Regions from separate parts of the Mus musculus genome. Here region 2 is linked to region 1. Evidence: chromatin loops called from intact Hi-C (ENCODE). Cell type or tissue: gastrocnemius. All regions are shown on one strand. Links, peaks and the distances in the headings refer to the core of each region. The heading gives the core; the rest is flanking DNA. Region 1 holds the start of Wwp1 (WW domain containing E3 ubiquitin protein ligase 1). Region 2 has its middle 38 kb from the start of Slc7a13.

Region 1 (15,265 bases), core at 3,108-11,107:
CAAAGCTACAATACCTGCACTAACTTCTGTTAATGCTGGGACAGTTTTTAACTATCCAAGTAATTAAGGGGCAGGAAGAATGCCAAGAAACACCTTAGTGTAATTCCACCCATCTCTACTGACTCCAGCCTCAATCGTATTTCTCAGCACACTCAATCACCAAACTCCTTCAACGTACTGGGTTTTTTTGTGTTTTTTTTTTTTTTCCCCCAGAAACATGCAAGTTTATTTGCTGTAGGCTGTAGGGACTAGATTTTGAGGATAATTGTTTCAGTGAAATGCATTACCTCACTAATCTACAAAAATACAAAGTAATAAAAACTAAACCTTCATCTCAGTTAATCAGGCCATTACTTAGTAGCTAATTTGAACAATGCAGAAAGATACTAGGAAACTGAGACAAAGTGCCTGGAGGATTAAAATAATGAGAAAAACCCAGCCAGCTACTGATCACTTACTTGTATGGGGAAGAAAGGGATCCACTCCTTCAGAGGCGACTCCAGAGACTCTAGGATTCTATAGAGTAGTTTCTCCACTATAAAGGCATCCCTCAAATAGTCACACTTTTTTTTAAAGAACATATATATATATACACATACATACACACACACACACTGTAGATGTTTACAGACACACCAGAAGAGGGCATCAGATCCCATTACAGATGGTTGTGAGCCACCATGTGGTTGCTGGGAATTGAACTCAGGACCTCTGTAAGAGCAGTCAGTGCTCTTAACCACTGAGCCATCTCTTCAGCCCCAACTATTTCAAGATATTAAAAAAAAATCTGTGAGGTACACATGGCTGAAGAATGGTCAAGCAACTCTGCTTCTTTGAGTCTCATATTTAATCACAAGGTGTGAAAGGATAGGTCTCTGCTTACCATAGACCCATGTGATTTCACTCTCTACATGGGGTAATGTCCAACCAACACATGAAACTGGTTAATCAAACTGAATCAATGTGGAGTCATGGGGTATGTTCTTTCTTAAACCCCAATATCCTCAAAAAGATGTAGTCAGTCCTCCATGCTACCCTAGCATGTCAGATCTAACTGTAGAGCATCCTGCTTGTATGAAGCCCAGTCCTCATGTATGCTACTCAATGTTCACACAGACTGCGTTACATTGCAACCTCTATTAGTTACTTTTCTCAGGAAAAAATACCTGAGAAAAGCAATGTAGGGAGAGAAGTGTCAGTTTGGGGCACCCCTTCACAGCAGAGATCAGGACAGCAGGAGCATGCACCAGCTGGTCACACTGCACCGGAAGTCAGGAGACAGAGAGCCTAGCTCCTTTTCTCCTTTTCAGTCAGTCCCCAACTCCAGACCCTGAAATGTGCTGCACACATTCAATGTCTTCTCTCTACAGTTAAGCCTTTCTAGAACAAGGTCAGACACACCCAAAGGTGTGATTCTAGATTAGCACACAGCTTTTACATTTCTAACCAACAACAGAACCAACTGCTCCATTCTACTTGTGCAGTAAGGCAAAGGTACTGTCATTCGCACTTTAGACTCAACTCTCTCTCTGCCAGGTCCAGCTCAAAGTTTTGATTGTGGAAGGGAGTAAGCAGCCCTTCCAAGCTTCAGCTTCTAGTCTTTACATAACTGATGCCATTCTTATGTAAACCCTGTCATCATCCATTACAAGGTAGCCCCAAATGGATCCAAGTGCTCCCTGTCCCACCCTGGGCCAAAACTGTGATTTCACCAGAACAAGACAGAACTGATTCTCTGCCAGTCCCAGGGACGTGCCCTCCTGAAGAAGGCCTGCTTCCTTCAGCACTTGTACTCTCCAGAGTTCTAAACTGCAAGGTAAAGCTCACAGCCCTGTTGCAAAGGCCACATGGAGATAAAGGACTACAAAGAGAGGAGAGGAGTGTTCACAGACCCAGCTGAAATGTCAGCTGGCAATGAGGTACAAAGCCAGAAAGACCCCAAGAAGGACAACCTGAAAGCAAATAAGACAGCTGTTTTCAGTCACTTGGTGTTAGGGTGGATTGTTACAGAGCAATAGAAAGCTGAAACCACACGACTGGGTTCCTTGTACATCTGCACTACGTGCCCAAATACCCCAGGAAAAGAAGGGACATTCATTTTACTTTCCCAACATCAGCAGATAAAGTCTGTGTATTTCCTGATGCTAGTGACTCTATTGAGCTCTAAGTTCTAGGGAATAGGTTTCAGGTATATTGTCTCAAAACTGTGTCCCAGCAGCTAGCACAATGCCTGACATACAGTACCACACAGTGTATGCCGCACTTAAGAAATGTCAAGGCTAAACCCACATATGCTGTTCTTCACGGTAGCTTAGAAATTGTCTGACATATTACTTTAAAAACCCATATACCAAGGATGTTTAAATATGAATTCCAAGTGAACTAAGTGCCTTTAAACATGGAAGGGGTAATATCTAAAGTTGAATATACAATGGTAAACATTATTAAATATCAAAAAATCACTTTGGAATAAGATTCTGACTTATATGTCTCCCCATGCACAAAATAAAATGAAAAATAAAACTTTTCTAAGACTATGCTTTCATATATAAGATAATCAAACTTAATCTTCAAAACCAGAAATAAAAATCAACACATTTTCTAAAGCAAATTGACAAACATTTTACCAATGTTTCTTCAAGGGAGGATATCCATCTTTGTATATTTGCTTTATCCTTGACTAGAGATTAACTATTTGGTGATAAAACATTTATAAATATCCAAATTACCAACCAACAGCCACATCAAATGAAGTTACCATGTCAATACAAAGAAGGCAGCAAATACTTCAAACAGGCAGTCCTCATACATCTTATAACTTCAAAGTTCCATGTAGGTACATGATCAGAAGTTGGGTAAAAAAAGATAATGAATTAGGAACAAAAAAATGTACGTTTTAGTTCTAATTCTAAATTGGGCTGCTAACTAGTCATACAGGACCCTTTACCTTTAAGGTGTCAGTGAACTACTAGATTAGAACATGAAGGTTTCTCTCTAGGAACCTAATTCTCAAATGTCACAGGAATCATAGGATAAAGCAGAAAAGCTATCATAAAAAGAATGAAAAAGATTATGGTCATGCCATGAGCTATTCATCTCACTGCCAGCAAACTGAGGAAAATCCACATGTGTTCCTGCCAGGCATTCTTCCACATGTGTTGCTGACAAGCTCCTTGGACACCGTTTATAATGGGTAGTTTCCTGAGCTTTCCACTGCTCATTATAATTACATCATACTTTTATATAAAAAGTAAAACAATTCTGCCAGGTGGGCCAACACAGGTTGTTGGTCCCACTTCCTGAGAGGCAAAGTAGATTTCTGTGAGTTCAAGGTCCACACAAGGAGGTCTAGGCCAGCCAGGGTTGCAGAGTGAGACCCTGTCTCAAAAAAAAAAAACAACAAAAAAAAAAAAAAAAAAAAAACAAAAAACAAAACCAAAATACAAAACAAAACAAAAAACCCGATTCTAGTCCTTCCAATAATTATGAAGTCAAAGTTTCTATAATTAGAAAAGAAACCAAATAACAGGGGGACATCCCTTCTCCCAAAGAAACAAGTTTATATGGGTGCAGAGAAGTCAACCCGTTACTAACCAAACTATGCCTTAACTACCCTAGTGAGAATTAATACTGAATCCTTCCTAGAAAACTGACTGAAAATGAATGCTCATTTGACTCCTTCCGTCACATGCTGCCTCCTGTATGAAGGACAGGCATTCCTAAAGCAGAGAGGACCAGAAAAGTCTAAGGTGCCCTTCAGGTTTCTTCCCCCACTGGTGGTGCCTCTGCCATCTCTTCCCTGATCCCCAATCTGGAGCCACACAGACAGTAATAATTAACATGTCTGACCTGATACTGCTATCTGTCCTCCACCCACCCATAGCACCCCTCAGCTTCACTACTTCTCAAATACACAAAAGGAAAGATGAGTGCAGAGGTTCCAATGAAGACCTAACTGCCAGGAGTCACAAAACCTTAACTGGAAGGAGTCTCCTGGAACCACTAATTCTTAACTTATAAGACATTAACTGTATCCAATCAACAGCAAATTAGTTGTGCTCTTCTCTCCATAGAAAAAAGAAAACCACCAGATTCTATATGCTCACAAACTCCAGATTCTATATGACCACCCACAAGGAGCCTTGTAACAGATGAGCTAAACTCATGGGCAACTTTGTTCCGTGATATAACAACAAATTAAACGCAATATAATAGATAAAATTCTCTGAGAAGCGTGAACCACCATACAGTGGGTTACTGTCTCTAGGTACTTCCACAGTGAGGGTTATTAACTTTCCAGTAATTCTAAAAGCTGTCCCCAGCACAGCAGACAGCCTATGGGTTTCATGCAAGAGCTTCAGGTAATTTATGGACTCCCCTAAAATCACATCCACAAAGCATGGTTGCACATGACCTATTAATAGATTTCTTTAGTTTCTTTAGTTAGTAATTCCCCAAAGCCTATGAACATCATACAGGCCTGCTAAAGATAACACTTCTATGCTACCATCACTTTCCCGATGGACATGGGTCAGAATCATTATTTTAACTTTAAAAAAAACAATTATTTCAGCTGGGCATAGTGATGCACGCCTTAATCCCAGCACTCAGAAGGCAGAGGCAGGTGGATCTCTGTGAGTTCGAGGCCAGCCTGGTGTACACAGTGAGTTCCAAAGCAGCCACAGCAACACAGTAAGACCCCGACTTCTAAAAAAAAAAAATTTGTGAAGGGAAGAGGATGTGTTTGTGTCACTGTGCAAGTATAAGGGTCAGAGGACAACAACTTTGGAGAGTAGATTACTTTTCTACCAAGGGGGTTTTATGATCAAGTGTAGGTCACCAGGATTGGCAGCAAACACCTTTACCCACTGAGTCATCTTGGCAATTATTTTAACTTTAACTTGATTGCCAAATTCTATCCTGCTTTCCTGTCCTTTCCACTTGGTCAGACCCCTGCTATCTGTAATGATGGAAATCCTGGGGTAATTTATGAATTTCCAGGTTCCTCCTACCTCAATTCATACTACACAATGCCACTAGATTAATTTTTCTAAGCCAAGGTGTAAAATTGTTTCTTAAACTCAACAATCTCCTGTGGGCCCCACACTGTCTAGTAACCTGAAATTCATCTCAATTTAATAATAACTCTTGGGCCAAGAGTGGTAGCGAACCCTTTAATTCTAAGGCTGGGAAGGCAGAGGGAGATAGGTAGATCTCTGAGTTCAAGGCTAACCTGATCCACAGGGCAAGCAAGTTCCAGAACAGTCACATCTACGTAGCAAGACCTGTTCCAAAACAAAACTAAAGAAAGAAAAACCACCTTGTTACTGGTCTTGGTTTTTATTTCAAATTTTCTTACCCTATATCCGAAATCCTGCAGACTCCATCCAAACCCTCTTAGAGTCCTCTACATGAACTACAGTTCCTTGTTGACTTCTTGTCATCCTTCATGCCACCCTTCAGTCCAGAGTCCTCAAAATACAAAACCCCTTAACTCATGTAAGAAGTACCCTCTCTGAACTCGACTTGAGACAATTTTATATATTTATGAAACATACACACACGCACACAAAGGTATTCTGGGCATGGTGGCATAGACCTATGACCTCAGAGGCAGGAAGATGGCAAGTTCAAGGCCAGACTGGGCTTTGTAGTGAGATCCTGCCATTTATTCACAGGGACATAAAAGGAGCATCGGTATATAACCCAACACACATACCTCCTCCATAGCCTGCAAAGACAGAAGCTGCTAACCATTTGATCTACATATACCTCCAAATACCTCACTGTCATGCAGTTGATGCTTAATAATTGTGCAAGGATGTAACAGAAATTTCAGCCAACTCAAGAGATTACCATCTCTTTGAAGGCAAGAGACCTGATCAGCCATGCCCTGGGTTTCAAAAGTACAGTGTCTTAAAAGCAGCTCTACATTTTACGTGAAGAATTATTTGGAAATGTTAATAATCTATGTCTCAAAGAGCTAAGTCACATTTCTCAAGCATCTCAATTTCAACAGCTCCAACACTTGGACATTATCTTTGAATTTAAAATGTTAACTAGTTATTTAAAAAATGGTAATTTTCAGTCAGCTTAAGCACATAGTTTTATGGCTCAAGGAAGTTAGATAAATGAAAGAATGTCTTTTTTAAAAGGAGAGTTTTACTAGCAGTTACATACAGACTTGGTGAGACATGTTAAGTGGATTTATACATAAGCAAAAACTCTTACAGAAACCTACAGACAACTGTGAACAGGGTATTTCATCAGGGGTAAAAAAAACACCAAATGGGGAGTGGGAAGGTAACTCTGGCATTTTTTTCCATAACTCTAAGTAGCGGCATTTTAGGGGGAGGAATTCAATTTTATGCACACAAAAAGATGAAACATTAACAGGGAAAACACAGACATTTGTGAAATATTTTATGGTGGACGAGTAAAATATTTCAAAAGCATAATAGATACACCTTCTTTTTGGTAATAATGAAGAGGAATCGCTTAGAGCAAAAGAACTTACAACTCCAAACCGATGAGTAGAAAGCCATACAGCCCTAAGCCACAAACTGATCATTTAAGGACTGTAAAGGCTAAAGGCGACGGGCAAAGTACCAAATCCTAACAATACTACATTTTAAAAGAAGATTTAAAGGAAAAGGACCCAAATCACGAGATGAGGATTAGAAAATTTTGCAAGGTCACTTGAACCTACCAGGTCACCAAAGGTGGAGATTAAGATTGTTGGTGAGAGGAGGTGCGGAGTCAGTGAAAAAAAAAAAAAAGCTGAATGCTAAAAACGTGTCAGAAAAGGACGTTCTGAGGCTGGCGTCCCGGCTCGCGCCGGTGGGATCCGGGTGAAAGTCAGGGCAGCAGTTCTGAGGCGGGGAAGCTGGGACGCCAGCAAGCCGCCGGTCAGGAGGCTGAGCACTGCAGTCACCGAGCCACTTCGCCGGGCTCCGGTGTCACCCGCACAGGCCGGTGCCAGGGCCAGCTCGGGGCAAGCCCGGCGACCCCACCCCGGCGAACTCCGGCCCGGCCGCCCTCCAGAGCCCCGCTGTACTTACCCGCGCAAAGCTGCGGCTCCCGGGGCCCGCAGCCACCGCGGCGGCGCCTCCTCAGCCCTCCGCGCCCAAGATCGCCATCTCGCAGCAGGCGTCGGCCGGGCAGCTCAGGCCGCCCGCAGCCACTCGGATCCCGCACGCCAAGCGCGCCGACACCCGGCCCTCCCCCCACCCACCCCGGCCTACACCTCCCTTCCTCGGGAGCGCGCAGCGTGCTCGCGACTCCGCTGCCGCTGCCGCGCACGGGCGCGCCTCCCCGCCGGGGCCGCTCTGAGCCTCTGGTCCAGACCGGGAATCCAGCTGCCCTCGAGCATGCGCAGCGAGCGCGCGCCCAGCCCGCCTAGGGGCCACTCCGCTCCTCCGGGTCTTCCAGGCGGTCAGGCGGAGAGGCACGCCAACCAATAAGGGAGAGGAGGTGGAGCCAGAGCCGGAAAGGGGGCGGGGCAGCCGCCGGGAAGCCGGTGGTGACTTGTGAACAGCAGCTACCTGGTCTGTTCAGTCAGCTGCAGAGCTTCCTGCATAACCTCAGGGAAGACCCTCCAGGCACGTCCGTGCTTTCGCAGCCAAAGTAGGCTGCGAAGGAAAACCCCTTGACCTCGCTTTAATATTTGATTTAGGGTCCATTAGTAATGGTAGTCACACGAGACCATTGTGTTGGTAATGAAATTGTTCCTTTCTCTTGGCACCACAGTGGCCCAGGGACAAAGCTACTACTGATTGAGCAAGTGCATATATCCCTTTTCGTACAGTTAATGGACACAGTAATTCTGAAAGGTAGCTGTCTCTTGACTCTTTGACACAATGAGTCAACTGGTTTAGAAAAGAGCTGTTGGTAATTTACATTGCGAGAAAGGTCACACTGCAGTGTAATGACCACATTACTCACCATATGGCCCGCCATTCTACTTCAGAGAAAGAACAAAAGTTCTTCCAGAATAAATAGTACATTTAGCCAAACACCTCAGCTAGACCTCACAAATTAATTTAAACCCACCCCAGAGCCGACTAGTTCTCTTGTCAGAAAAGTTCACGAATCCTGGCTTCTTGTTGCCTGTGACACCTTTAACTTCACTACTCCATAGGTAACAAGTTCTCAGCCTAATCACCTTGTAACATTTCTGTTCTAAATATCTTGTTAACATTAAACCACCTTTCTGATTCACTCCGTTGTTGCTGCAACTTTTGAAGAAGAGAAAAAAGTAGTCTACCAAGAAGAACACTAAGGCTCCATGAGTATTTGTAGGACTCAGTAAATACCACTTGAATGAACAAACGTTCATTCTTTTCCACTCTGGTCCATTAGTTACTAGCCCCTAATTTTACATATAAGTTAGGGGCATATGCCTATGGTGCACAAAAATCTCTCAAAAATGTACATGACAATTTTACTTTTCTTCAACCTATTCCTCTTGCTGTGATAAATGACTGGTCCAAAACAACTTAAGGGAAATGGAGTTTACGCTGGCTCATACCTAGTGACCGGAGCTTGAAGCAGCTGGTCACAATAAACCAGAAGTGAGGAAATAGAGTGAGAGGCATGCTTATCATGCCTTTGTTGCATATAGCCCATGGAATGGCCCTGCCCACCTCAGTTACCAGAAGCAAGATAATCCTTTGAAGGCAATGTCAATAGGCCATCTCCCAGGTGATTCTAGATTCTGTCAAGTTTCCAGCGGACACCAAACATCATGTCACTCTAATGCTTAAGGTCATTGGGCACAGTAATAACCTGTCCACAGGTCTTATGACAACGTGCTTTTCAGAGCACCTTCAAGCTCATATGCTATTTGTAGTGCTAGGAGATTACTGAATGTGTCCACTTGGCTGTGTGTTTAAACTGTGTTGCCTTTACATTTCCTGGACCCTTTTTTCCCCCCTGTAAGATCTCTGTAAATAAATGTACTAGCTGCTTCAAAATGCTCTTCACAGGGGCCTGCCTTTCTCCAGAGCGTGTACAGACTTCTCCTTCTGCCTTCCTGTCTCAGTCTCTCACTCCTCCATTGGTTCAGACTTTCCCTAAGGCCCCAAGAGAAGCCCCTAGGTTCTCCTATGCCCTAAGTTGACGCCTAACATCAAATATGTGTTACTGTTGAATATTTTGTAGTTTCTAGTGAACACCGTTCTTTGTATCTTCTCATCAATCATTTCCCTTGTCCTTGTTTACTGTCTCATGTTAAACCTGCCAAGGTAATCACAGAGTGCGCGTTAAGTTTAGCCCCCCTGAAACACATGAACAAGGTGCCGTGCAGAGAGAGTGTAGGCTTAGGAGACACATTGCTGGGATCAAAGCACAGCTTGGCCACTGCAGACACAGTCTCACTTTCATGACCTTAGAAACTACCTATGAGGCCTCTCCTTTCATTTAAAAATCAAGCAAAGCCCACTGTAAACTGTATTTTAAGACTGCATTGATCCATGAAAAAAAATGTGTTGACATTATACTTTAAAATATTATATTCGATATTTACATTTTTTGTATCACTCTTCATAGGAATTAAGCTGCTTCTGTGGGCTCTGAAAGTATTGTGAGCCACAAGCATTGCACCTCTGTTGCCTAGTACATGATCCAGCCCAGGTGCCAGCACAAGCTATGAGTTACTTGATCTGATTATACCTAAGCTAGAAAACTGGTATAGTGATAACTACATGACATAGTAAAAAATAAGTGATTTGCTACAGGTACAATACTTACAGACATCTAACACATAGGCTAGTCTAAAAACTACTGCTGCTGAATATTACCAAGTTCCACACATCACGGCTTGAGATTACTGTGCAGGTGATCAAGGTAGAGTCCTTGTGAGCAAATATGTACTTATTATTGGTCCATAATTATCTGCTTTCTAACAGAACTATTCACTGTTTCTTCATGTAATGTAAATATTGATGAAGGTGAAACTTTTGTCTTTGCCATTTTGTTTCGTTTTGACTTTGTGAATTCATTTCATCTTAACAGCATATAATTTGTCTGTTTTCTAGTTGCTTAACGATTTACCTTTTCACTAAACAATAAGTTAGCATTTGTTTTAGAATAGTTCATAGTACTCTCCATTCTATTTGTCTAAAAACTTTTCTCTATCAGTAGTGGTCTTAAAAACTGTGCTCTCAAATTTGTAGATAGTTCTTTCCTCACAAACCAGAACCTAATGTGCTTCTAAGAGGGCCCACAGTGTGCAACTTGGTTCCAACATATGTAACAAAGCTGAATTGTTACTCCTGACATTGTATCATAAAAAGACATTATAAGTCCATGCCTCCATCCTCTCAAATCATTAACAGCTGCCAAGTGGCAAGAACATGCTTAAGCTTCCTATGAAGGACCACATTGTAAGAAACTATGCCATCTTGCCTGCGACCAAGAGGGACCCAGGGACCCCTACCAATTACCAACCACTTCAGTGACTCCAAGACTTCAGAGAATGTCATCTTGACCATGGCCTAACAGAGATATGAAACAAAAACCATTCAGTTAAGTCTTTCACATGCCTGACCCACAGAACCATGAATGGAATGGAATGGCTTTGTTATAGTTCAAAGCCACTAAATCATGGGATATAACTTCATATCCAGTAATAGAAAGCAAGTTCCCTAAACCAGTGGTTCTCAATCTGAGACAATTTTGCATTGCAGAGGAATTAAGTGATGTCTTAAAGTTGCCTCCCCACCCCACCCCTGTGTGTGTGTGTGTGTGTGTGTGTGTGTGTGTGTGTGTTCCTTTTATTAGGAAGTTGGTTTTGACTACTGTCTAGAGGATGGTGTTAAACATCCTTTATGCACAAGATAGCTTCCATGCCCCCATAAGAACCAATCAAAATTGTCCAGCACTGTACTAAAGTAACGTTACCCATTTTTCCTGTACTTGGCAGTGCCACACAAAACAACCTGCTGCTCCCTTCAGGTCCACACAAGTCAGAGAAATTAAGATGACAGCAGACTACTTGCCTCTGAGCAACTCTCTCCTACTTATTGTTAGGCAAGACATAGGGTATAAAGAATGTTAGACTTAAGAGTTGTTAAGAACCAGGCTTGGTGGTGCATACCTTTAATCCTAGCACTTGGGAGGTAGGGGCAGGTAGATCTCTGTGATTTTAAGGACAGCTGGGTCAAAATAGTGAGTTCTAAGACAGACAGTGCTACACCATGAGACAATGACACCCTGATTTAAATAAATAAATAAATAAATAAATAAATAAATAAATAAATAAATAAAAGTTAGGAATAAACTGAAGCAATTGTATCTTGGAAAACTGCATCTTATTCACATATCCGGGTTCTTCCATGAATCAGAATTAGTACACACACACACACACACACACACACATTAGAAAAGTGGTTCATACAATCCAGAAGCAGGAGAAAACGCCACCTTGTTCAATGAGAAAGAATCAGAAAGAAGTTTACACATCTCGCCTTTTCTGTCCTGTTGGCCTCTAGCCAAGGTTGGTGCTCTCTCACATTCAAACTAAGTTTTTCCCGCTATGCTTGAAACACCCTCATAGACAAACTCAAAAGGAATGATCATCCTGAGTTCCTCCTCCTGGTTCCTCTCCTTCCTTCTTACTCTTTTTCATATTTTTCTTTATTTTCCTGAGATTTTTGGGGTTTCCTGGAGACAGAAGTTTACGTAACCTAGATTAACCTTGAACTCTTTATGTAATTGAGGCTGGCCTTAAAACTCTCATCTTCCTTTCTCTATCTCCCAAATGTTAGGATTATAGGTGAGACTGAGCTCAGATACAGTTAGCTTTCTGCTATGGTCAAAGTACAAGTTGATTATATAAGTGTGAGAACAAAGAGAGCTTAGTTTAATTAGCCATCGGCAAGGCACCTGCACAGTAGATCAAGGGAATGCCAGTCAGTTAACAGTCAGCCAATAGTCTCAAGGTCAGCTGCTATGTTAGTCAGTGTTCTCTAGAGTAGCAGAATGAATCCCCTCATCCATCCATCCATTGAGAAAAAGAGAGAGAGAGAGAGAGAGAGAGAGAGAGAGAGAGAGAGAGAGAGAGAGAGAGAGAGAGAGAGAGGTGGGGATTTATTAGAATCACTTACAGGCTGTGGTCCAACTAATCTAGCAATGGCCAGCTATGAATGGAAAACTCAAGAATTCAGAGGTCTCTCAGTTCACAAGGCTGAATGTCTCACCTGGTCTTCAGTAGATGCTGGAATCCTGAAGAAGTGAACTCTAATGCCATGAAGGAATGTACTTTCTAGCAAGGTGAGAGCAAGGATGCAAAGAGCAAAAGCTTCCTTCTTCAATGTCCTTATATAGGCTGCCAGCAGAATGTATGGCCCTGATTAAAGTGTGCCTTGTGTGCCTTCCCCCTGTGAAGATTGGGATCAAAAGTGTGTGTCTTCCTACCTCAAAGGTCCAGAATAGAAGGGTACTCACCCACTTTTGACCAAGCAAAAAAAGTTCACACAAACTTGCCCTCCATTTCTGGATTGTAGTTCATTCCAGATATAGTCAAGATAGCAACTGAGAATAGCCATCATAGCTGCTAATAAAGCAAAAATCAGAGACAGACATAGGGAAGTTTTGGCTGCTCCTGATTAGATAGAGTCTGAACCAGTTATCTTTCTGGTTGGGTCAAGAGAGCATGCACAGAATGTGTGGGCCCTCCTTTGGCTCAGTCCATCATAATATAGAGAACAAACAATCTCATAGTTAACTCAGCCTTTGTCCGGTTTCTGTTGTAACCTTATAAAAATGTAAGACAAAACAAATGGAGAAACAAACACACTCTTGATCTTTTTTCCTCTCTTAGGAGTTTCAGTTTTCTTCTGATTTTTACTTTTCTGTAACTGTCATGAAAAAAAGCTTCCTTCTGCCTTATTTAGGTCTAGAGTCTTCATGTCTTTAAGCTTTACTGGAACCATGGTCTCAAGTCATTCTTTGGTTTCTGTGCCTGATATCCCAAATCCCTGAATTAAGCACAATTGGACCCACAAAAGTCCTGCCTCACTCCAACCCCCTGCGTGACTTCTAATACACTGTGTGGAGACAAAGGCTGAGTTTATCTTACTCCTGCAGCTTATAAGGCAGGACAATGCCTGGCATCCTGTGTGGATCCAATACATACTTGTTAAACAGATTGCTAGAATAATCCTAAACCGCCCAGACTATTCCAAAACCTTTATCATCTAATTTACTCTTTTGATTTACTTATAAGAACTCATTTTCTTGGAAAAGTTGCTTTGCCCAGATTGTCTTCTGTAAATGATTGCTTAATATATGTTTTACAATTCTCCCTACTAGGAGATGCTACTCACCCTAAAATACTTTTCTTAGTTATAATATGTGTATTCCAAAGAGTACATGGTTGGGTGCACACTCATATGGGCCAATGTACTTATGCATGGAGGTCAGAGGTCAACATTTCTCTATTGCACTCTACCTTGTTTTTTGAGAGAGTGTCTTTCACAGAACCAAGAGGTCACTGACTGGCTAGAGTGCTGTCCAGCAATCCCAAAAGGTCCTCCTGTTTCTACCTTCCTATGCTAAGAATATTGATACATATCATTGCACATGGTGTTTTTGAATGCGTGCCCAGATTCTAGACTGGGGTCCCCTTGCTTATATGGCAAGCATTTCGTGGTCTGAGTCATCACTCAAGCCCCACTTTTGACTTTACTCTACCCCATTTATAATTAATGTGTAGCAAATAGTATACCTTCAATATTGATAGGTTGAATAAAAGAAAAAGACAAGAGTTGCTTTTTATGTTTTATTATTTTGATGCAGTGGCATAAAAGCTGTTAATTGAGAGATGCAATCATGGAGATAATGCAAGTGATCACATTGTGGACACCCTAAAACTCACACGCACCATTGACCTTGTGCCCTGATCCATAGATTTTTTTTTTAAAGATGTATTTATTTATTATATGTAAGTACATTGTAGCTGTCTTCAGACACTCCAGAAGAGGGAATCAGATCTCGTTACAGATGGTTGTGAGCCACCATGTGGTTGCTGGGATTTGAACTCTGGACCTTCGGAAGAGCAGTCGGGTGCTCTTACCCACTGAGCCATCTCACCAGCCCTCTTTTTTTTTTTTATTAAGATTTTTGCCTTAGATTTGCATGGTTTCTACATAAAGTGAGAGTGCTAGCCAGTGTACTTGATTATTTGATTTTGATCAATAAATATTAACTTAAAACCCTCTTAAATTTTGTAATAGATGTGGAAAATTCAAGGAAGAATTAAATGAGATTCTTAACCATATGGATTTTCTACTTTAGTTTTCTGTAACCAAAGAGAAGGATGATCATCTATGACTATCAAACTAGACTTTGTCAGAGAAGCATAGGAAGGTTGAAACAGGACCGTTTGGGATTGCTGGACAGCACTCTAACCAGTCAGTGACCTCTTGGTTCTGTGAAAGACTCTCTCAAAAAACAAGGTAGAGTGCAATAGAGAAATGTTGACCTCTGACCTCCATGCATAAGTACATTGGCCCATATGAGTGTGCAATTACTAATGTAGGTGTTTAAGAGTGGCTATGATCTTGTAGAGAATAGGGCAGTCCACAAAGAAGGGGGCACGCTGGAGAGAAGCAGTGTATGCAAACATAAGAAAGGCTGCTGCCAGTCTATAGCTTCTTATAAACTATGTTTGAAGCATATCCTTGTTCACTCGTGCTTCCTATTTCACTATACTAATCCAGGTTTACAAATACTTTTCAAAACGTTTGTCTTTTGTATATCTGCAATCAAGTTTCCCTTAAAAAAAAAAAAAGGAAGTCATTTTGAGCTTTATTCTACTCCTGTGATGACAATTCACATTATTTATACAAAGGAACTTGCATTTTAGGCAACTGCCTACCAAGTCCATACAAGATGCGGCTTCTGTATCCCTCCCAGAGTTGCCTCTTTGGTAGCTGTGGGTGATCACTGAATTTCATAGCTTTACCAAGCCTTTCACTGTATGTCAATCATTGCCTCATTTCTAACCCTGCCTGCTGTCTAAGAAAAACTCCCCTCTTAACATAGCTATGGCTACCATTTACACCACAGGATCATGAGCCACCATCCCCAGAGGCTTGGCATGTGGGAAAAGATGTTTGAACTTAGAGGCCTGGAACTTTATTCACTGATGACTAGAGGTCTGGAAGTGTCAACATCTGGCCAGGCTCGAGACAAATGGCACTACTGCAGCTCTGAATTCTCAGGTTACCTGGAAATCATCCAGGAACAGAAGCCCAGCTCC
Region 2 (15,265 bases), core at 4,338-12,337, 73 kb after region 1:
CATTCCTGTTGCCAATTGACAAGCCCACACACGAATATGTATACACTCATGCCTTAAGTCTAGTTTATTACTATTTTAATATTTGTCATTTGAAAATATCTCAATATAAAAGAAATATCTTCTCTCTGTCGGCAACATTCACAGCAAATGTTGCTAACTGGGCCATATTCTTGATTCTCAGCTGGCAGGAAGCTTTGAGTAGACTGAGGGGTAGGGTGCCTTTCTCTTCTCATGTTGCCATAATTTTCCCGGTTTCTTGTTTCAGTAACACATTATCATTTGTAGAATTTGCACAATGATTAGAAATACAGTTTTGAATACTTTGTATTTCCTCCCAACTCTGTTTCCTTCCCATTCAATCCCTTTCCCCATTCTCCTCCTCTTTTCCAACTTTTATTCCCTCCCTTCCTAGCTATCTGCCTTGGCAGGACCACTCTGTATGTAGTTCCTACTGGCCTGTAACTTTCCAAGTTGGAATTGAACTAACCCTTCTGCCTCTGCCTGGCTATTTTTTTTTTTTTTTTTTTTTTTTTGGTAACTTTTGTATAACTTTGAAATTTCCTTAAGGTTTTCTCAAGTAGTCTGAAATGGCTATTTTTTTTTTTTTGTGCAGCCATTTCTTCTGAATTGAAACACCTCACTCATAGAAGTGATGTAGATTCATAGGACACAAGAAGCCTCAGGATGCTTCAAAAGTTATGATTCCCAAGGCTCCTCTCCAAGGTTGGAAGTACAGTCAGAAATTGTTGGGGAAAGACTATCTGGTGGGGCAGAATGAGAATCTTGCAGGGAGCTCTATGGATGCAACTATTCAGAATCATAGCTTATATTGGTGGACTATTTGGGGATGACCTTGCCTTCAAGTCACTGACACACCTGCGGATATGACTCTACGGCCCTGTAAGTAGTCTTAGTAAATTCATTGGTTTACTAGTCTAGGCTCAGATGGAATTGCTTCTGTTTGTTGATGTCTTACCTGTTTAACAAACATTTATATCTTCTCAGGAAAAGTCACATTATACAATTGGTGTCCAAAAAGGACCAAATGACAGGACCAAACACAAGTTGTAGAAGACATTTTCATAGCATTTATGATGGGATATATAACACATGAAACTGAGGCTGAACAGAGGCAATCACAATATGGCTACATCTTTCCCCATGTGAATGTGATATGAGACAGTGTCTCCTTGTAGAGGCAGTTGAATGTTTTCTGTGGATTGGAATTCCTGAGACCAGAATATGCTTGGAGAGAATCCCAGGCGTCATTCATACTCTATGTGGTGTCATATCTCCTTTATAAATTGGGGTCATTTTACAGAGTGGGGATGCTTCCTCAAATGATTGATGGATTAAGGAATGCATTTCAGGGGTACTGGTTAGTTCATAATGTTGTTCCACCTATAGGGTTGAAGATCCCTTTAGCTCCTTGGGTACTTTCTCTAGCTCCTCCATTGGGAGCCCTGTGATCCATCCATTAGCTGACTGTGAGCATCCACTTCTGTGTTTGCTAGGCCCCGGCATAGTCTCACAAGAGACAGCTACATCTGGGTCCTTTCGATAAAATCTTGCTAGTATATGCAATGGTGTCAGCGTTTGGATGCTGATTATGGGGTGGATCCCTGGATATGGCAGTCTCTACATGGTCCATCCTTTCATCTCAGCTCCAAACTTTGTTTCTGTAACTCCTTCCATGGGTGTTTTGTTCCCACTTCTAAGGAGGGGCATAGTGTCCACACTTCAGTCTTCATTTTTCTTGAGTTTCATGTGTTTAGGAAATTGTATCTTATATCGTGGGTATCCTAGGTTTTGGGCTAGTATCCACTTATCAGTGAGTACATATTGTGTGAGTTCCTTTGTGATTGTGTTACCTCACTCAGGATGATGCTCTCCAGGTCCATCCATTTGGCTAGGAATTTCATAAATTCATTCTTTTTAATAGCTGAGTAGTACTCCATTGTGTAGATGTACCACATTTTCTGTATCCATTCCTCTGTTGAGGGGCATCTGGGTTCTTTCCAGTTTCTGGCTATTATAAATAAGGCTGCTATGAACATAGTGGAGCATGTGTCCTTCTTACCAGTTGGGGCTTCTTCTGGATATATGCCCAGGAGAGGAATTGCTGGATCCTCCGGTAGTACTATGTCCAATTTTCTGAGGAACCGCCAGACTGATTTCCAGAGTGGTTGTACAAGCCTGCAATTCCACCAACAATGGAGGAGTGTTCCTCTTTCTCCACATCCTCGCCAGCATCTGCTGTCACCTGAATTTTTGATCTTAGCCATTCTCACTGGTGTGAGGTGGAATCTCAGGGTTGTTTTGATTTGCATTTCCCTGATGATTAAGGATGTTGAACATTTTTTCAGGTGCTTCTCTGCCATTCGGTATTCCTCAGGTGAGAATTCTTTGTTCAGTTCTGAGCCCCATTTTTTAAGGGGGTTATTTGATTTTCTGAGGTCCACCTTCTTGAGTTCTTTATATATGTTGGATATTAGTCCCCTATCTGATTTAGGATAGGTAAAGATCCTTTCCCAATCTGTTGGTGGTCTTTTTGTCTTATAGACAGTGTCTTTTGCCTTGCAGAAACTTTGGAGTTTCATTAGGTCCCATTTGTCAATTCTCGATCTTACAGCACAAGCCATTGCTGTTCTGTTCAGGAATTTTTCCCCTGTGCCCATATCTTCAAGGCTTTTCCCCACTTTCTCCTCTATAAGTTTCAGTGTCTCTGGTTTTATGTGAAGTTCCTTGATCCACTTAGATTTGACCTTAGTACAAGGAGATAAGTATGGATCGATTCGCATTCTTCTACATGATAACAACCAGTTGTGCCAGCACCAATTGTTGAAAATGCTGTCTTTCTTCCACTGGATGGTTTTGGCTCCCTTGTCGAAGATCAAGTGACCATAGGTGTGTGGGTTCATTTCTGGGTCTTCAATTCTATTCCATTGGTCCACTTGTCTGTCTCTATACCAGTACCATGCAGTTTTTATCACAATTGCTCTGTAGTAAAGCTTTAGGTCAGGCATGGTGATTCCACCAGAGGTTCTTTTATCCTTGAGAAGAGTTTTTGCTATCCTCGGTTTTTTGTTATTCCAGATGAATTTGCAAATTGCTCCTTCTAATTCGTTGAAGAATTGAGTTGGAATTTTAATGGGGATTGCATTGAATCTGTAGATTGCTTTTGGCAAGATAGCCATTTTTACAATGTTGGTCCTGCCAATCCATGAGCATGGGAGATCTTTCCATCTTCTGAGATCTTCTTTAATTTCTTTCTTCAGAGACTTGAACTGCATATGTATCAAAAGATGGCCTAGTCGGCCATCACTGGAAAGAGAGGCCCATTGGACACGCAGACTTTGTGTGCCCCGGTACAGGGGAACACCAGGGCCAAAGGGGGGGAGTGGGTGGGTAGGGGAGTGGGGGTGGGTGGGTAAGGGGGACTTTTGGTATAGCATTGGAAATGTAAATGAGCTAAATACCTAATAAAAAATGGAAAAAAAAAAAAAAAAAAAAAAGAGGTGACTCCTAGAAATGGTGAAATCTGAGCCTAAAAAGACAAAAACATCTAACATTAGGCATGAGAAGTAGATGTCACTATATTTTCAGATTTTAACATTTAATTTGTATAAAAATGAATCCACAAAACTGCAGTATTTCATAAATTCAATAAAGAATTTCTTCTAACATTGAAAAAAAAAAAAAAAAAAAAAAAAAAAAGGAATGCATTTCAATCCTTGAAAGTAGCACATGAGTGATAGGATTGTAAGCAGGTGGGGTTGGTCCTTGCTTGGACTTTGCTGTGGGAGTAAGATGTACTTAAGGCCTTGCTGTCTTAATTTGTTCATGTAAGGAAAGAATACAAGGAAGAAAATACATGCAGTTGCTGTTTCCCTCATTCACCTCTGGTTTGCCATGAAAATTGGAAAAGGGGGAAGATGACATAGATATAAATAATTTCTTATCAATAGCAAAGATACAAAGAAAAGCACAAATTCAGAGTCTGAGGATATAGCTCAGTAGGACAAGGCCTACTACTATATTACTACTATTATGGACAAGGCCCTGAGTTTGATTCAAAGTACCTCAAAAACAAAGAAACAAAACAAGAAACAAACAAACAAAGGATCACTAGGACGGTGCAAATTTGGTCTGTGTAGAAAATCCCTACTGGGGAAAACTTCAGAAACTGAGTGTTTTAGTGTTTCCATTGCTGTAAAGAAACACCATGACAAAGACAACTCTTATAAAAGACAACATTTAATTGGGGCTAGCTTCCATGCAACTAGAAGGAGGGTCTCCAAGCCTAGCCCCACAGTGACATACTTCCTTCAACCAGGCCACACCTCCTCCAACAAGGATATACCTCCCAATAATGCAACTCCCTGGGCCAAACGTATTCAGATCACCACATCTCGTGAAGAATTGCACAGCAATGAAGAAGAGAGACAGACATACAGAAGATGCTCCTCACCTCCAATTTTTTTAATGAGTATTTTTTATTAGATATTTTCTTTATATACATTTCAAATGCTATCCTGAAAGTTCCCTATACCCTCCCCCCATCCTGCTCCTCTACCCACTCACCCCTGCTTCTTGGCCCTGGTGTTCCCCTGTACTGGGGCATATAAAGTTTGCAATACCAAGGGGCCTCTCTTCCCAGTGATGGCTGACAAGGCCATCTTCTGCTACATATGCAGCTAGAGACAAGAGCTCTGGGGGGTACTGGTTAGTTCATATTGTTGCTCCTCCTATAGGGTTGCAGACCCCTTCAGCTCCTTGGATGCTTTCTCTAGCTTCTCCATTGGGGGTCCTGTGTTCCATTTAATAGATGACTGTGAACATCCACTTCTGTATTTGCCAGGCACTGGCATAGCATCATACGAGACAGCTACACCAGGGTCAAGGGCACAATGTGCGTGCAAGGGCATTAATAACAGCACAGAACAGGAAGCTATGATCATTAGGGACACTCTGTATCTGAGCTCCTTAAATTAGGGAAGATGTTTCTATCAGGACTGAAAGAGCATCTCACATCCAGTTCATAAGACTGTAAGACATAGGGGCAGATAGAGCAAATCTGAATGCTCTAGAAGCAGAGAAATGGAGCAATATAATGACCCAGATTCATCTTTGAGACAAAGAATGCATAACCTGAGGAAATACAAAGCAATCTGGTACCTGATGAGTTGTCTCACACAGATCATTAGAAATACTTGGTAACTACTGACTGAAGCCCCCATGAATACAAGAAAGACAATAAGAGTGTGGTCCATCACTGACAGAACTAGCTGTGGGGATAAGTGGTGTTGAGGAGTTCACTGAGCAGATAGGATTGTTTTCATGGAATTAAAAAGGATTTTGATTTGTGAGAGACCGAAGGACTTAGTCTAGGGTTTTAGTGGTTTTCCTGAGTGCCATGGTGGTATGTGATCTTTATAAGATAGGGCACACATTCCAGCAGATATGAATGATTTCAACTGGCTTGTAAATCATATTCATAAACTACTAAAGCAACGAACAGGTTATGGGACAAGGGTAAAGCAAACAAAGAGGTCCTTCTGGGTCACTCGAAAGAAAGTTTTGGGTTAAACTAACTGGAGATCATTAAGGGGAAAAATTAAAAGATAACTGAGTACTGTACTAGTGAGCTTCTGAAAGTATTTGAAGCTTGAACAATCTTTTATGCAAGCAAATGATAAAACAGTACAAATAAAAAGGACTAAGCTTGTCCTAGGATTAGGCAGCTATTCTCTCATAGTATACAGTGTATATATTTCCCCCACAAAATAGTGTATTGAGGGTGAAGATTGTTCCTAGTTCCTGAGCTCTTCCAGCAGACATCCCTCTAATCAGGATTAGTTCCTCTAGCAACAGCCTGATCCTCCACATCATTTATTTGCATAAACTCAGTTAATGTTGAAAAGAGCTTCTCCTACTTAAAAGAAAAAGATGGTCTTCTCACTTGTATCACTTAGGATGCCCCGAAGTACTTTAGAAGTACTTGTGTCATCACAAACATAACCAAACATGTTCCTTCTCTCATCTGCATCACTTGGTCTTTCAGAGCTTTGGGGCAGAGCGTAGACAATCGCTCCTTATTATAGTACCCTTTGTCATGCATCTGTTGTGAGGATCTAGCAAGTTAGTATATACAGCACCCAATTCCACACTCACCCCTAGCCCTTACATTGACTGTCATTGTCATTCCAAAATGAAGCTTCTGAGCTCCAGATGCTTGAGAGAGAAAAATGCCCACTGTGTTGCAACAAGATATCTTAAGGGATTAAAGATATACTCTGGCTCATTGTACAGAGAGGATAGTCGATGATGGGTGTAGTCGAGGCATGATGGGCATGAGGTAGAACGACCGCATGTCCTCTGTGGTGGTGCCTGGGCAGAGGGCCACTTTGTATTAGCAGACAGAAAGCAGAGATCTGGAGCTGGGGCCAAGACTGGTCTATAGGTCACATGTCAAACTGGCCCCTATCAGCCACCTACCCTACATCTTAAAGGTTTCACAACCCCCAAAACAGTGCCAACTTCTGAGGATCAGTTATTCAAAGATGTGAGGTTGAGACAAAGATTTTATAATCAAATTGTAACAGTTATGCAATAAGAACCAAAGGTAGGTTTATCATTTCCTACATTCTCTCCAGGATTTGTTTTCATTTGATTTTGGAGGCCCAGAGAAATTGTTCAGTGGGTAAAGGTTAAAGGTTCAAGGTTCTTGCCATACAAAGCTACTTCATGAATTGTGCTTAGGTGTAAATTATATCCTCTGAATAATGTAACATTAAAAGCCACAAAATTAAGTGTGCGTGTGTTTGTGTGTGTGTGTGTGCATGGTCAATACACTTAGCCATAATTCTTTTGAGCAACACATACATGCTTTTAAATAGGTGTAATTGTTCCTTTCTGAAACATCATTTAATGCTATTAATAAACTGAAGCTTGTCTTACCTTTTTCTTAATAAGAATAAACTTTGCTTCACACCAATTAAGTCCTTCAAGTCTTTTCTGCCATATAAGTCAAGATCATGGCTGCACTTTAACAGAGGTCTCTGGAAAGAACTCTTTGGGCTGCACACTTTACAACATCTAGCTGCATCTTCTGTTGCCAGCGACAAGACTCTAATATTTTAGATCAATTATCTATAAAATTCTACCATACAACTTCATGGTGAGAATCAATATCTTCATTTTATACATAAAGCGTTTGAAGCAGAAACATTAAATTTCCCAGAATTACGTAGTTAATATCTTTGAAATAGAAAAAGAACACAGAAAGTACATTCTAGAGTCTATACGATTTCTGATGGGTTTGGGGGTCAGAAAGAATGACTTGTATCTTGAGTCTTATTTGGAGCTATGAAAGAATAGAAGCTTGATGATATTCACATGAATGTTACCCTCAAAGATGCCCATAGTGATATCCTACTTCTGATAGTAATGTCCTTAAGTGGTTTTCTTGCTCAGTGCATGCTGGCATAGTGGATATGATGGGAGATAATATCTAAACTTTAGAATCTAAAGCTTGTTCTTAAAACATAATGGACTTCCTTGTGCCATTTGTCTGGTGAGGAAGAAGCTAGCTGCTTTCAGTAGCTTGGGAGAGAAGCCCACGAGTGAGGATTTGTGACCTTTGGTCAGTTGCCAGTGAGAACTTTGTGTTCTTGGAACTTGACCTTCCAGTGGATTCTAGACTTTCAAATAACCATAGTCTTGACTGACATTTTAATTGAAATCTCGTAAAAGGCCTAAACTAGAACCACCCAGGTGAATTCCTTCTGAATTCCTGTGTAGCAAAATAGATAATCCATGTTAATCATTTTAAATTACTGGTATTAGTCTAATGTGTTATGGAGTGATAATTAACAATACAGAACAAACAAAAGGCTGCTTTAGTATAAATAATGCTGTTTGAGTAAAATGAGCAGGAAGTAGTCAGCCCCTCAATCTAACTCCTTCTGGCTAAGAATTAAGATTTGCCAGGGAATCCCATGGCTAAGCTTATGGAACCCAGTAACAGGATCTTTAAGCCAAACTCTTAGTAGGTTTGTGGGAAAAAAAGCTCTGTTCTTAGAAGCTTCAAAAGACATGGCTACATGTATGCCAATGAAGGAGATTATTAATAGTGAAAGGAAGAGACAGAGTACCTAATTCATATGGCCACATTGAGAAATACAGATAATAGGATTCAGTGTCTGTATGTCTGTCTATTTTCAGCATACTGACATTAGCTTCAGGTTTACATAGAGAAAAATTGGGCAGGGGCAAAAAGCATGCATAATTCAACAGTCTTGGTCAGGTGTTGATCTGGTTGATCATTTTCTCAGCTCTGATTCTGCAAGATGGTTTGAGGAAGTCCTTTTTGCTTGAGGAGAGCAGTCTGGTTCCTGTACTGTTCCATTATCCTAGATAATTATCTTGATTTGAATAGTGCTTGTCCTTTGAGGCTGGCATTGCTTGAGGGTACTTTCTTGTACCTTATTATAAAGATGTCTGCCAATCAGATTTATTGCTGGAATCAATGGTAACGAGATTTAAGGACAAGAGAACTTTAGGTGTCTTTAGTTTTCTGAATTAGGACATTGTAAATAAAAACAAAACAAAAGATATAGGAAAGAGACATAAAATGCTAGGCTTTTGCCACCATTTCTCCCCTCATGAGGAGAGTGATAATTTCTTTTTGATTGTTTGCTTGTTTTTGCAAAGCAGTTTCTATCCACTCATTACAGGACAACTTGTACCAAGGTAACAGATTATTTTAATAGCAGGGTTCTGTTTTGAGAGGTATGAAGAAGAGGCCAACTACTGAGTCCAGGCACTTAGAACTCCACGAAAGATACAACTAAGCCTGAGAAAGGACAGAACTGAAACACAGATCCTTCATCACCCACAAATATAAGTGTCTCTAAAACCTAGAAAAAAATCTTAGGAATTTTATTTAAGTGAAATGAAAGAAAAGAAAGTTATATGTCTGGGTTTTATAAACAGTAACTGACTAAGTTACTTTAAATAGGAGAGAACAAATTTTCAGCACAGATAGAAATTTGAGGAGAAGAACAAAAGTTATTTCAGGTATAGAGAAGTGGAAATTATTTTAAAATATTTGCCCATCTAATATTTGCATCCATAATCTTCATACTCATTATTCCAGGTCTTATAGAGACCTCTTTATACTAGAGCAAGGGAAAAGAAATAGATAAGTGATGACATAAACAGTAATGTCAATTTTCTTTTATTAGAAGTTTCAGTTTTACATTCTTTAGAATGTATGGAAATAAGCCTTTGTATAGGACAGGATCTCTTCATTGCATTAATGATGTTGAATCCTATGGACATATTCTCAGTGTCCCAGGGAATGTTTCTTACCATTTCCAAATTATTAATCTCATTTGGTTCTCACAGCAAATCTATGGAGTGCTTAGTACCATCAATGCCATTTCAAATAAAACAACTAAGACACATTGAAAATGGTGGCATGTGTCATAGACAGTCTGGCTCTAGAACCCATGAACTTAAGAACTTCATTCTCAGGAGCGGTCAGATGATATCTTATATTTTAAATATTTTGATTTCTTATAACTCAAATTCATCCAGAAAACCATGACTACAGTGAAAATGTATTATATAATATTTGGAAGCAGGTTTCATATACATTCCCTAAGAACATGAGAGAAAATCTGCATGTATAGTAATTCTGGTGATTATTCTGTTCTATGTGGCCTCTCCTTTCAAATGTGACTGGCACTGGCTGTGACATCGGCTGTCCTGGCTGTGGAGTGGGAGACTTGTAAATATGTAATTGGAAGAGCTGGTGTCATCTGAGAATCAAGAGCAGGTTTTAAATAGCTCTCAGGGACCAAGCCGATCCTTTCAAGGCCAAGTTATCAAAAATAGTTTCTTGGTTTGTGTGTTTGACCTTTCCTGATCTCAGAGGTTGAGCTTTGAAGGCTACTCTACTTTTGAATCTCTCTGGAGGCAGAAGCAAACAAGCTTATGCAATTCTGATATATGAACTACAAGTGAAACAATCTACATAACATTAAATATGATGGTTGCATAGTCTTAGAGGCCAATGAGTTTCCATGAATTTGAGAGAATCACCTTTCTTACCAAATCTCACTGCAAAGCAGGACGTTAGAGCCACACCCTGCATTCATTCCCATAACATTCATCCAGAAACTGTTGGTTCTGCTTCTTTCTTTCTATTAAGCTCAATTTGAAAATCTCTAAATCTATTTAATGAAGTTTCATTTAAGAAAATAATCAATTCCTGTATATAAAGCCAGTAGGGAAGAAGAGAAGTGATTTCTATGTAGTGATTTCTATTTTTACCAGTTCTTATGTGGGAATGTTTTGACCTGTGAAAATTGAATTAATATAGGTAGTTAGTGTACATTCAATGTAATTAGGGAACCAAATTTTAGCATGAATTTCCACGTAAGAAATTGAGGAGTTGAGAAGCTAACAGCTTCTGGGACAGGCAGAAGCAACACAGCTTCTGAGGCAGACCCCTTTTCGGGCTCCAGACATCCAGGCACCTTCCCTGCCAGAGGAGAGGTGTCCACCTTGCCTGGGAGAGCTTTGCCTGAGCACCTGAGGGAGCCATCTTGGTTCCTGGATCCCTCAGAGACTAGTCTACGCAGGGGAGAGTGGGGACTACAGAAGCTAACAGCTTCTGGGACAGGCAGAAGCAACACAGCTTCTGGAACAGGCCCTATTTCGGGCCTTCATCTTCTGCTAGGAGGCAGGTCCTAATGCTAGATATCTGTGCATCTTCCCTGCAAGAGGAGAGCTTGCTTGCAGAGAGTGCTCTGACCACTGAAACTCAGGATACAGCTAGTCTCTCAGGTCTGCTGATAGAGGCTACCAGAATCATGAGAGGAACAAGCTCTAACCAGAGACAACTATAACAACTAACTCCAGAGATTACCAAATGGCAAAAGGCAAACATAAGAATCTTACTGACAGAAACCAAGACCACTCACCATCATCAGAACCCAGCACTACCACCTCAGCCAGTCTTGGGCGCCCCAACACACCTGAAAAGTTAGACCTGGATTTAAAAGCATATCTCATGATGATGGTAGAGGACATGAAGAAGGACTTCAATAAGCCACTTGAAGAAATACAGGAGAACACTACTAAAGAATTACAAGTCCGTAAAGAAAAACAGGAAAACACAACCAAACAGGGAGAAGTCCTTAAAGAAAAACAGGAAAACACAACCAAACAGGTGATGGAAATGAACAAAACAACACTAGACCTAAAAAGGGAAGTAGACACAATAAAGAAAACCCAAAGAGAGGCAACTCCAGAGATAGAAACCCTAGGAAAGAAATTTGGAACAATAGATGCAAGCATCAGCAACAGAATACAAGATATGGAAGAGAGAATCTCAGGTGCAGAAGATTCCATAAAGAACATGGGCACAACAATCAAAGAAAATGCAAAATGCAAAAAGACTCAAAACATCCAGGAAATCCAGGACACAATGAGAAGACTAAACCTTCAGATAATAGGAGTAGATGAGAATGAAGATTTTCAACTTAAAGTGCCAGCAAATATCTTCAACAAAATTATACAAGAAAAATTTCCCAAACCTAAAGAAAGAGATGCCCATGAACATGCAAGAAGCCTACAGAACTCCAAATAGAATGGACCAGAAAAGAAATTCCTCCCAACACATAACAATCAGAACAACAAATGCACTAAATAAAGATAGAATATTAAAAGCAGTAAGGGAGAAAGGTCAAGTAACATATAAAGGAAGGCCTATCAGAATTACACCAGACTTTTCACCAGAGACTATGAAAGCCAGAAGAGCCTGGACAGATGTTATACAGACACTAAGAGAACACAAATGCCAACCCAGGCTACTATACCCAGCCAAACTTTCAATTACCATAGATGGAGAAACCAAAGTATTCCACGACAGAACCAAATTTACACATCATCTTTCCATGAATCCAGCCCTTAAAAGGATAATAACAGAAAAAAACAATACAAGGTTGGAAACTATGCTCTAGAAAGAGCAAGAAAGTAATCCTTCAACAAACCTAAAAGAAGACAGCCACAAGAACAGAATGCCAGCTCTAACAACAAAAATGATAGGAAGCAACAATTACTTTTCCTTAATATCTCTTAATATCAATGGATTCTATTCTCCAATAAAAAGACATAGACTAACAGACTGGCTACACAAACAGGACCCAACATTTTGCTGCTTAAAGGAAACCCATCTCAGGGAAAAAGACAGACACTACCTCAGAGTGAAAGGCTGGAAAATAATTTTCCAAGCAAATGGTCTGAAGAAACAAGCTGGAGTAGCCATTCTAATATCGGATAAAATCGACTTCCTACCCAAAGTTATCAAATAGACCAAGAGGGACACTTCACACATCAAAGGTAAAATCTTCCAAGAGGAACTCTCAATTCTGAACATTTATGCTCCAAATGCAAGGGCAGCCACAGTCATTAAAGAAACTTTAGTAAAGCTCAAAGCACACATAGCACCTCACACAATTATAGTGGGAGACTTTAACAAACCACTCTCATCAATGGACAGGTCATGGAAACAGAAACTAAACAGGGACACAGTGAAACTAACAGAAGTTATGAAACAAATGGATCTGACAGATATCTACAGAACATTTTATCTTAAAACAAAAGGATATACCTTCTTCTCAGCACTTTATGGTACCTTCTCCAAAATAGACCATATTTCAAGGAAGAAATAAAGAAAGAAATTAAAGACTTTTTAGAGTTTAATGAAAATGAAGCCACAACATACCCTAACTTATGGGACACAATGAAAGCATTTCTAAGAGGAAAACTCATAGCTATGAGTGCCTCCAAAAAGAAACTAGAGAGAGCACACACTAGCAGCTTGACAACACACCTAAAAGCTCTAGAACAAAAGGAATCAAATTCACCCAAGAGGAGTAGACTGCAGGAAAATAATCAAACTCAGTGGCGAAATCAATCAAGTAGAAAGAAGAAGAACTATTCAAAGAATCAACCAAACAAGGATCTGGTTCTTTGAGAAAATCAACAAGATAGATAAACCCTGAGCCAGACTCACTAGAGGGCACAGAGACAGCATCTTAATTAACAAAATCAGAAATGAAAAAGGAGACATAACAACAGATCCTGAAGAAATCCAAAAGATTATCAAATCCTTCTCCAAAAGACTATACTAAACAAAACTGGAAAACCTGGATGAAATGGATAAATTTCAAGACAGATACCAGGTACCAAAGTTAAATCAGGATCAGATTAATGATCTAAACAGTCCTATATCCCCTAAAGAAATAGAAGCAGTCATTAATAGTCTGCCAACCAAAAAATGCCCAGGACCAGATGGGTTTAGTGCAGAGTTCTATCAGACTTTCAAAGATCTAATTCCAGTTCTTCACAAATTATTCAACAAAATAGAAGCAGAAGGTACTCTCCCCAATTCATTCTATGAAGCCACAATTACTCTGATACCTAAACCACAGAAAGACCCAACAAAGGTAGAGAACTTCAGACCAATTTCCCTTATGAATACCAATGCAAAAATATTCAATAAAATTCTCGCTAACTGGATCCAAGAACACATCAAAACAATCATCCATTCTGACCAAGTAGGTTTCATTCCAGGGATGCAGGGATGGTTTAATATACGGAAATCCATCAACGTAATCGACTATATAAACAAACTCAAAGACAAAAACCACATGATCATCTCATTAGATGTGGAGAAAACATTTGACAAAATCCAATACCCATTCATGATAAAAGTCTTGGAAAGGTCATGAACTCATCTCTAAACATGATAAAAGCAATCTACAGCAAACCCGTAGCCAACATCAAAGTAAATGGTGAGAAGCTGGAAGCAATCCCACTAAAATCAGGGACTAGACAAGGCTGCCTACTTTCTCCATACCTATTCAACATAGTACTTTAAGTCCTAGCCAGAGCAATTCGACCAAAAAAAAAAAAAAAAAAAAAAAAAAAAAAAAAAGGAGATCACGGAAGTCAAAATATCACTTTTTGCAGATGATATGATAGTATATATAAGTGACCCCAAAAATTCCATCAGAGAACTCCTAAACCTGATAAACAGCTTTAGTGAAGTAGCTATATATAAAATTAACTCAAACAAGTCAATGGCCTTTCTCTACACAAAGGATAAACAGTCTGAGAAAGAAATTAGGGAAACAACACCCTTCAAAATAGTCACAAATAATATAAAATACCTTGGCGTGACTCTGACTAAGGAAGTGAAAGATCTGTATGATAAGAACTTCAAGTCTCTTAAGAAAGAAATTAAAGAAGATCATCTCGTTAGATAATGAGAAAGCATTTGACAAAATCCAACACCCATTCATGATAAATGTCTTGGAAAGATCAGGAATTCAAGGCCCATACCTAAACATGATAAAAGCAATCTACAGCAAACCAGTAGCCAACATCAAAGTAAATGGTGAGAAGCTGGAAGCAATCCCACTAAAATCAGGGACTAGACAAGGCTGCCCACTTTCTCCCTACCTCTTCAACATAGTACTTGAAGTCCTAGCCAGAGCAATTAGACAACAAAAGGAGATCAACGGGATACAAATTGGAAAGGAAGAAGTCAAAATATCACTTTTTGCAGATGATATGATAGTATATATACGTGACCCTAAAAATTCTACCAGAGAACTCCTAAGCCTGATAAACAGCTTCAGTGAAGTAGCTGGATATAAAATTAACTCAAACAAGTCAATGGCCTTTCTCTACAAAAAGGACAAACAGGCTGAGAAAGAAATTAGGGAAACAACACCCTTCTCAATAGCCACAAATAATATAAAATACCTAGGCGTGACTCTAACTAAGGAAGTGAAAGATCTGTATGACAAGAACTTCAAGTCTCTGAAGAAAGAAATTAAAGAAGATCTCAGAAGATGGAAAGATCTCCCATGCTCATGGATCGGCAGGATCAATATAGTAAAAATGGCTATCTTGCCAAAAGCAATCTACAGATTCAATGCAATCCCCATCAAAATTCCAACTCAATTCTTCAATGAAATAGAAAGGGCAATCGGCAGATTCATCTGGAATAACAAAAAACCTAGGATAGCAAAAACTCTTCTCAAGGATAAAAGAACCTCTGGTGGAATCACCATGCCCGACCTAAAGATGTACTACAGAGCAATTGTGATAAAAACTGCATGGTACTGGTAGAGCGACAGACAAGTAGACCAATGGAACAGAATTGAAGACCCAGAGATGA

Evidence for each region. Peaks named below come from ENCODE experiments on the same cell type or tissue, not always from the same donor. Only the 100,000 strongest peaks of a DNase experiment are listed, where the experiment ranks them.
Region 2: a loop joins it to region 1, with 4 times the contacts of the local background. A loop is called at or near these places in 3 of 42 quality-filtered maps.

The regions. Positions count from the first base shown.
Region 1 is chr4:19,701,778-19,717,042 of GRCm38, forward strand. Wwp1 (WW domain containing E3 ubiquitin protein ligase 1) reads right to left here and starts at 7,227. Exons shown (of 25, transcript NM_177327.5): 1 at 7,062-7,227. Gm12354 (predicted gene 12354) reads right to left here. Exons shown (of 3, transcript NR_151541.1): 3 at 15,009-15,265. In gastrocnemius, for the core only: no CTCF peak of the experiment used is centred there; a DNase peak (open chromatin) is centred at 7,397; H3K4me3 peaks cover 4,748 bases; H3K27ac peaks cover 5,393 bases.
Region 2 is chr4:19,773,211-19,788,475 of GRCm38, forward strand. No RefSeq gene overlaps it. Among named protein-coding and RNA genes, the nearest start is that of Slc7a13, 38 kb to the right of the region's middle. In gastrocnemius, for the core only: no CTCF peak of the experiment used is centred there; no DNase peak of the experiment used is centred there; H3K27ac peaks cover 4,183 bases.